2 separate regions of the Homo sapiens genome follow, and region 1 is linked to region 2. A link is an interaction called in ENCODE POLR2A ChIA-PET data of the cell type or tissue named here. Cell type or tissue: PC-9. All regions are shown on one strand. Region 1 overlaps TSNAX-DISC1 (TSNAX-DISC1 readthrough (NMD candidate)). Region 2 overlaps EGLN1 (egl-9 family hypoxia inducible factor 1).

The links. ChIA-PET counts read pairs that join two places held together with the same protein. Peaks named below come from ENCODE experiments on the same cell type or tissue, not always from the same donor. Only the 100,000 strongest peaks of a DNase experiment are listed, where the experiment ranks them.
Region 1: POLR2A ChIA-PET joins it to region 2 with 9 read pairs; 2 of 35 experiments call an interaction of 5 or more read pairs at or near these places.

The regions. Positions count from the first base shown.
Region 1 is chr1:231,598,607-231,602,606 of GRCh38, reverse strand. The region is part of intron 4 of TSNAX-DISC1 (TSNAX-DISC1 readthrough (NMD candidate)); the gene reads right to left. All of the region lies in intron 1 of LINC00582 (long intergenic non-protein coding RNA 582), which reads left to right. Among named protein-coding and RNA genes, the nearest start is that of LINC00582, 11 kb to the left of the region's middle. In PC-9, no CTCF peak of the experiment used is centred here; no DNase peak of the experiment used is centred here.
Region 2 is chr1:231,405,945-231,409,944 of GRCh38, reverse strand. The region is part of intron 1 of EGLN1 (egl-9 family hypoxia inducible factor 1); the gene reads left to right. Among named protein-coding and RNA genes, the nearest start is that of EGLN1, 14 kb to the left of the region's middle. In PC-9, no CTCF peak of the experiment used is centred here; a DNase peak (open chromatin) is centred at 1,934; H3K4me3 peaks cover 825 bases; H3K27ac peaks cover 2,402 bases.

The DNA.
Region 1 (4,000 bases), 190 kb before region 2:
ACTAAGTTCACTAAAAGGCAAGCAGACTAAGCAGAATAATGTGTCTTCATAACAGTATGCCGATAGTAAGATCCAGAAATTGACTGAAGCACTGTGTTTTCATAAGAAGTACTAAGGATTCAATCTCCCAGCCCATGGCCCACAAATGTGATATGGTTTCACGCCATGGTTATCTTTTGTTTATTATCTTTGTTCTACAGTTGCCATAGCAGTAAAATTTATTTTCAATAGAATTATTAAAGTTTTCTTTGCTAACTAAAGCTTATTTTTGTTTTGCAACCATTAGCAATGTAAATTTACTCCCAACTATGCCAAACACAATGTTTACATTTTGTATCAAATTTTAAGCCTGTAATAAAATGTAGGTATTTATAACCATATAAATGTCCTTCTTCTTGGGCAAGATGAGGGGTTTATTTACCATGGCAGGGTCCAGGTTCTTTTGGCAGTCGTGGGATAGACTATGCCATCCCAAGGATAAAATCAGCTATTTATGCCAATGTTTACATGGGAGAATGAGTGACACTTAAATTCATGCTCTTAAAAAAAAGAAAAAGTGATCCACTTCTGGATGTTATTTGCGTAGATTTTGGCAAGGAAAAACTGAGCTTCCTTGGGCTAGGTCCAGAACCTGCAATCCCAGGACCTCTGCGAAGACCTAAGGGCAGCAGAGGTTGATTAAGCCCAGCAGAGAGATCTATTTCCTGGCTGATTCACAGACATAGCCTTCTAAGTCCTACAAAGTCTCACAGTGTGCAGAGGAGGAAAAGGAGACAAGTTCTGTTGAGAAGAAAGCTAAGGGGTTCTCCATACCTTTCCCATTAGGCTGGAGGACTGACATTGACATCATTAGACCAGCAACTTTATGACCACTGAGTTCCCAAATCTTTAACTTCAGCCTATACATTTCCCCCTAAACGCTTTTTGCTCTAAAATCAAGAGAAATGTATATAATGTGTCTGATTCAGTGGTGCTTTCATATATATGCCATATGTATTATATATATTTCTCAAATATGTATGGGTACATACATTTGTGTACATATTATATATTCATATTTATATAAAAGCTATTTAACTGCTTTAAAAGGATGAGATAGCCCACCAGAAGTTTTGTGATTATGATAAGTGGAATTAAGTCAAACTTTGGTCTTTCAAAATAATAGACAATCAATAACCTGAAATTAATAACTTTTCATTTACACCTATACCAAAATAACATATTCATAAATATAATGAAAAAGACAAGAATGTATAAACTGTGTGTGTATATGTGTACATACGTGTGTGTTTGCATGCACACCCACTAAGAATATGTAAACTGGGTGGGAAATTAGTCTTATAAGAAAAAAATTTTTTAATTTGAAGGAAAATGTAAACTCAAAAAACAATACATATTATTATTATACATTCCCTCTGATAAAGCCTAGAAATCAGTTTAATAAAGGAATATATTGAAAGAGATGTTTAGTACAGTATTTTAAAGCTTGTTTAAGACAGCAAATTCTTTGCAAATGGGAATTAGAAGCTAGGTGCCTATTTCCAGGAAAGAGAGTTCTGTATTGAAAAAAACAAAGGACGTATGTGCAAATAAATAATCACTTCCATTAAATTGAGGGGTCAGAGACCAGCTTGGCAGCTGCAACAAAGAAAAATTTGTCATCAAAACTCTTTGGCCCTTCATTCCTAAAATAAATTTGGAGCTAATTAGCTTTCAAGACTTTTCCGGGTTTTTTTCCACAGTGACAAGACAAAGAAACAGACTTAAGATAAAAACCAGATGTCAAAGTTTACTGGTCATTTGTTCATGTACATTATATATTTATATGTCTATGTCACTGTTAAAGTTGCGGTTTGGCAAAGTTGCAAACACAGTAGGTGAAATAAACTTCGTGGGCCTTATTCTGATTGTGATTTGCCTTTCAGCGTGGAAGGTGCCATGTGCTAGCATGGCTGAATTCCTCCTGGTCTGAAATGCATTTTACTACTCTGTTAAATGTTGCTTAGTACAGCTGCCTTTGGCGGCTCTTACAATACAAAACAATTCTGTAAAGACTTCCAGAAATCACAGAGAGCATTTAAATTACATCAGCTCTTTTCCATCGGTATTAGATCTGCCTACGGTGATGACACTGTTTCCTGTCAAATGGTGAATCTGGGCTACTCAGTACTTGCTTGGAGAATACAAGAGGAAAATATAGCTATATTTTTCCCATACGGATATCAGTGAAAACCCAGGAAAAGGAGAAATGAAAAGATAAGCAGGACACATTCAAGTTTTTCAAGGACCTCTGTTTAATTTCTGCAGGATCCTGAACCCATGTCTATCTTTGCTTACTAAATAATAAATGTTAAGCTCCACGACAAGCAAATGCGTTTACAACAAGAGGTCTCTATGCAACTAAGAGCCATGGTCAGCAGCTGATTCAAGATCCCAAAATACTATACTAGAGAGGTCCTTGAGAAGGTGCCGGATGGAAGGAAAGGGTAGATAAAATGCATTTGAATAAATGAATTTACATTTGAATAAATATTTTTACTACAGGCTCTAGAACTTTCTTTACTTACGATTTTAAATGAGATGTGGCTGAAGGCACAATAGGACAATTCTCCTACTAAATGGTTTGTACCTCCAGGTTTCTATACAAATAGTTCTTCCCTCAAAAAACCGGCTAGGTTTCTGAGTGTTTCTCTGTTAGGGTAAATATGGTATACCATAGTGCTTGACTTACATTTCATGGAGTCATCTAGGACACAGAGTTTTTTTTACTTTTTGGTTGTTGTTGTTCAATTATCTGTCTCCTCATAGGATCTACTTTAGAGTTCCAAATCTACCAAGTATACAAATACGAAATTTGATCCTGTCAACTGGCATCCATTTTCCTTTTTTTTTTTTTTTTTTTTTTGAGACGGAGTCTCGCTCTGTCGCCCAGGCTGGAGTGCAGTGGCGCGATCTCGGCTCACTACAAGCACCCGCTGCTGGGTTCACACCATTCTCCTGTCTCAGCCTCCCGAGTAGCTGGGACTACAGGCGCCCGCCACCACGCCCGGCTAATTTTTTGTATTTTTAGTAGAGACGGGGTTTCACCGTGTTAGCCAGGATGGTCTCCATCTCCTGACCTCGTGATCTGCCCGCCTCGGCCTCCCGAAGTGCTGGGATTACAGGCATGAGCCACTGCTCCTGGCCCCATTTTCCTAACAGTTTTCATGGGAAAAGGCGTTATAATTTCCTTCTGTAGTTTCTCGAAATGTTATAGAGCACACTCACAGACAAGGCATTCTTGAGCATATACAAGACTTTAGACGAACTTTCCCACACACCAAATTTCTAGCTCATTTTTCTAAACTCAGAAGAAATAGAAAAATTGTTATATCTTTCATTGGACTGCTTTTTCTGTTACTGGGGTTTATTTGCAGTGATCACAGTTAGGGGTTGGTTGGTGAGATAGTTTGGATATTTGTCCCCACCCAAATCTCAGGTTGAAACAGTAATCCCCAATGTTGGAGGTGGGGCCTGCTAGGGGTATTTGGATCACGGGGGCAGATCCCTCATGAATGGCTTGGGCCATCACCTTGGTGATAAGTGAGCTCTCACTCAGTTCACACGTGATCTGGTTGCTTAAAATTGTGTGGCACCTCCCTACCCCAACTTGCTCCTGCTTTCACCGTGTGATGTACCTGCTCCCCTTCGCCTTCTGCCATGATTGAAAGCTTCCTGAGGACTCCCTAGACGCCAAGCAGGTGCTGGTGCCATGCTTCCTGTGCAGCCTGTAGAGCCGCAAGCCAATTAAACCTCTTTTCTTCATAAATTACCCAGTCTCAGGTATTTCTTTATTGCAATGCAAGAATGGCCTAATACAGTGGGTTTTTGGTGGGCAGGAAGGAAATGAATGACAGCTTCATTTCCAAATACAACAGTCCCCGCTTATCTGCAGTTTCACTGTCCATGGTTTTTAGTTTACCCTTGGTACAGTGCAACAAAGCATTCTGAGAGAGAAGGA
Region 2 (4,000 bases):
GTTTGCCTGTGTTGAAGCTCTTCTGCTACTTAATTGCTCTCTGATTTTAGACACATTTTCTAACCTAAAGCATTAATTTCCTCATCAGTATGATAGGAGTTAATAACAGTACTTAATCCAATAGGTCTATTTGAGGACAGGTGAGAAAATAAAGAAATACTCAACAGATAATCAGTGCTCAATTAGTATTAGCTGTAACTGTAACAAATAATAGTAATAACAACAATCATGACTTCAGCTATTAGGATTTGTTAAAGATTCCTTCGTCTGTCTCTTACTTTGGCATCTGTAGAGGACTGACAGACATTTCTACCTGAATTTTCTGGAAGTATTGCAAACTCAATGTGATTAAGACTGAAGTTTCCTCTTGTTGGAAGGAATGAGGATTGGTAAGCCTGTCTGATGGGGGAGATGGAGGAACAGATTTAAAATTGATCCTGTGAACTTCATTTAGTTATTCAACAGCTATTTACTGAGTGTCTGATCTGTGTTAGGCACTGAAGGTACCACAGTGCCCAGGTCAAAGTAATTCTCTCTGCCTTTCTGGAGTCTTAACTGTGTGAGGGAAATACAATGTTGAACCTGTAATTCCCAGTGCTATGTTTATGAGATGGAAGTACAGGATCCTATTGGGATCACACAAGAGGAGACCTAACTTGGTCTGCAGGCCAGGAGAGGTTTTTTTTTGTTTTTTTTTTTTTTTAAGAAATTAGGCTAAGACTTCTAAAGGTTAAGTTGGAGTTAAGTCTATTGAAAGTCTCCAAGTCTGGAAACAGCATGATGTTTTAGAAGAACATACTTTCCTTTATCAGTTTGAAAATTTTGCTTATTTAAAACTAATTTCCTATTAGTCTCTTGTTCCTCATTCCCATTTACACTCTTCATTGCTGTCCTGGATTATTACAAAAGCCTGTTTGTTTGTTTTTTTTCTTTTTGTATCTTTCTAGTTCATTCTGTCCATTGCTACTTTTTTATAAAGAACATTTCACTACCATATACTTTCTGTTCCAGCCACAGGAACCTGTTTGCAGGTCCCTGAACCTACCTTCATTTTCTAGTGCTGTGCATTTCCTCATTTCTTTCGTTTGGAAAGTGGTGAGAAGGTCCTCTAACTTGCTTCTTGCCCTCATTTCTCTAAGCAGAGCTACAACTTTGTCCTGTCTGTTCCTCTGGCACTTCCCATCACCGTGATAGCATACTTCACTGTGGCTGGTTTCCATTCCCATTTCCTCTACTATAGTGAGCCACTTGAGGCGAGAACCCTTGTATTTCCAACATTGGTGTACTCAGCATCTTGCGTCGAGGACTCAGTAAGTATTATATTTGAATTCCCACTGCACCGCTCTAATTAGAATTTTAAAAATCACTTTCTATCTGGATTGTTACACACTTTTTTTCCCCTTAATTCATTTTTCTCCATGTACTACCCATATGCATCCTATATAAATTTACCAACACTCATAAAAATCTTACTCAGAAATCTTCAGAGGTTTGCTAAGGATACAATTTGATTCTTACACATTTAATGCTCACCAGCTGCTTAGGCCCACACCATTTATCCACCCTGATTTGCTACTGCTCTTTGAAATACAACCAGTGTTTCAGCCAGACTGTTTTCCTGCTTCTGCTCCCCTTCTCCTCCTCCCAGCACATCTGTGAATTCTTTGACTGGTTTACCACTCCCACACTCCTCCCCAGCAATGCAGATCTTCTACACCCTTTAGGATCTAAGCTAAGTCTGCTTCCCAGATATCCTCCCGAACTCTGAATGTCCTTTGATCTCTCTTTTCTCAAAAACCTTTTATACCTTTTATTCCCAAATTATCTTCTCTAGAAATCTGTAAGGGCAGGGGAAGGAAAGGTTTTATACTATTCTGTCTTCGGCAGAGGACTTTTATTATTGCTTGTTACGTACAGTATTAGTCATATCTTGCTAACACTCAGTGAACTGCCCTCAGCTGATCCTCTGCCCTGTACCTCACCTCTGCTTTACCACCTTTCCATCCGATTTCTAAAACTGTAGTGGGACTTTTTAAAAAGTGTGTGAGAGTTTTAATCCTGTTGTGGTAAACTCGCCTTTCTTTGCTTGCTATACTGTTTCTAGTCCCTATTTTCCAGATAAAAATAGCCCAGGTCAGCATGGCTTGCACTATTTTTAACTCCAGGTACTAGGAGAAAGGTTTGCTCTAAAGGTGAAATGAAGTTTTATGACGTTGCTTAGGCCAAAAGTCAGTTGATGAGGTTATGAACTGCAATAGAACTTTACACATCCATGAATCTAATGGAGAGGGCCTGCATATCTTATGTCCCTCACCCCTACCAATGGTGTGTGAATCCTTCAAAACAAAACAGCATAATAGACATAATGTTGAAAGTGACTTCTTTATATACCCTTTTTATAAGACCTAGAAGAAAAAAGCTTGTAGCTAGAAAGCAGATGCAAAGTTCAACATTGATACCACGTTGATGTGCAGAGTAAAATTTTCAAGAGCAAAATTTTAAGCTTCTAAAATTATCATGGATTTGATTTGGTTTTCGAACTGTAATTTACTCAAAATGTCAATTACGTGGAAGGAGGTTTAAGAGTTGTATTTAACAAAAGAGGGCATGAGTTAATTAAGTTGAGAAATATTTCTTTTATGATGAGAAAACCTTTTGGCCTTAACCACATTTCTAGATTCAAGGATTTAATCAACGTGGGAGAAGCAGTTGCTTTAACTAGATTAAAAGAGGGCCATGGTGGAGTGTAGATAAATAGAAATCTGGCAGTGTAAAGGTCATTTGAATCTGGTTTTCTCACACATTCAAACATTTTTATCCTTAAAACAAAAATGGCAGTTTGACCTGCCAGTTTTGCTTAGTTTTGATGCTTAAAATGTATTTTTATTCTCTGATTACAGAGTTGGTAAGGAAAGTAGCCTAAGAAATATTTACCACAGATGATTTATGTGCAAAGAGTGGTTGTAGTTTTGGGTGGTTACAACCCAAAGTATTTTGGAATAAAATGTCTTGAATAAAGAAATTTTGGGCTAAAGGTCATGTGTGATAATAAAATAACACCCTTTTCCGATAGCTTAGAAGTTTTTTCCAAGGCGGTCATATAAGCTAGCGTCTCACAACTTTGTTTTGCTGCTGGACCCCTTTCAGAATCTAGTGGGAGCGGTGCACTTTCTCACACTCAAAATGAACATAGTACACACAATGTTCTGCTTGTAATAAAGCCCCTCCATAGACCCTATGTTAAAAACCCCGTTAGAGTTCCAAAAAACCATACCAAAACTAAACATTTTTAAGCATTTCATATCACGTTATGGTAGAATAAGGTTTCTGTGTGTGTTCAGTTCTTGCTCCCTCCCTGCCTTTAGAACTATGGTTTGAGTTTCTTTTCCCCCATAAATAATGGTATGTATATCCTATGGACTTCTGGAAGATATATGCCTTATACAGTCTGGCTATAGAACAAAACAAAGTTAACCGGTATATACCAGGATGGAAACTACCATATAGTGATAATGTCTTCTCTGGAGGGCATACCTCTCCAGACACATTTGCTAGGTTAATTCTTGCTTTAGAATTCTAGATGTGCAGTTGTACCATAAAAGACTGAGAGTCTTTATCACTAATAATTAACACTGGCTTATGATTCTCTTTTTCCTCTTGTCCTTTTAACCCTGTCCTGTCCCCTGCTCCCACTGCCTCTGTTCTCGTTTGTTTTGCATTTTTGTTTTTCCTTGTAACTGGCATTTCAGTAGTATTAACCTGAAATTTTTTTTTTTTTTGAGACGGAGTCTCTCTGGCTCTGTCGCCCAGGCTGGACTGCAGTGGTGCAATCTTGGCTCACTGCAAGTTCCGCCTCCCGGGTTCATGCCATTCTCCTGCCTCAGCCTACCTGAATTAAAAAAAAAAAAAAAAAAAGCCTTAGTAATAGTAGTGCTCCGCGGCTGGGGAATTGGGTGGGGGTGGGGGGTGGGGGGTGCTTACTAACTAAAATGAAACTAGA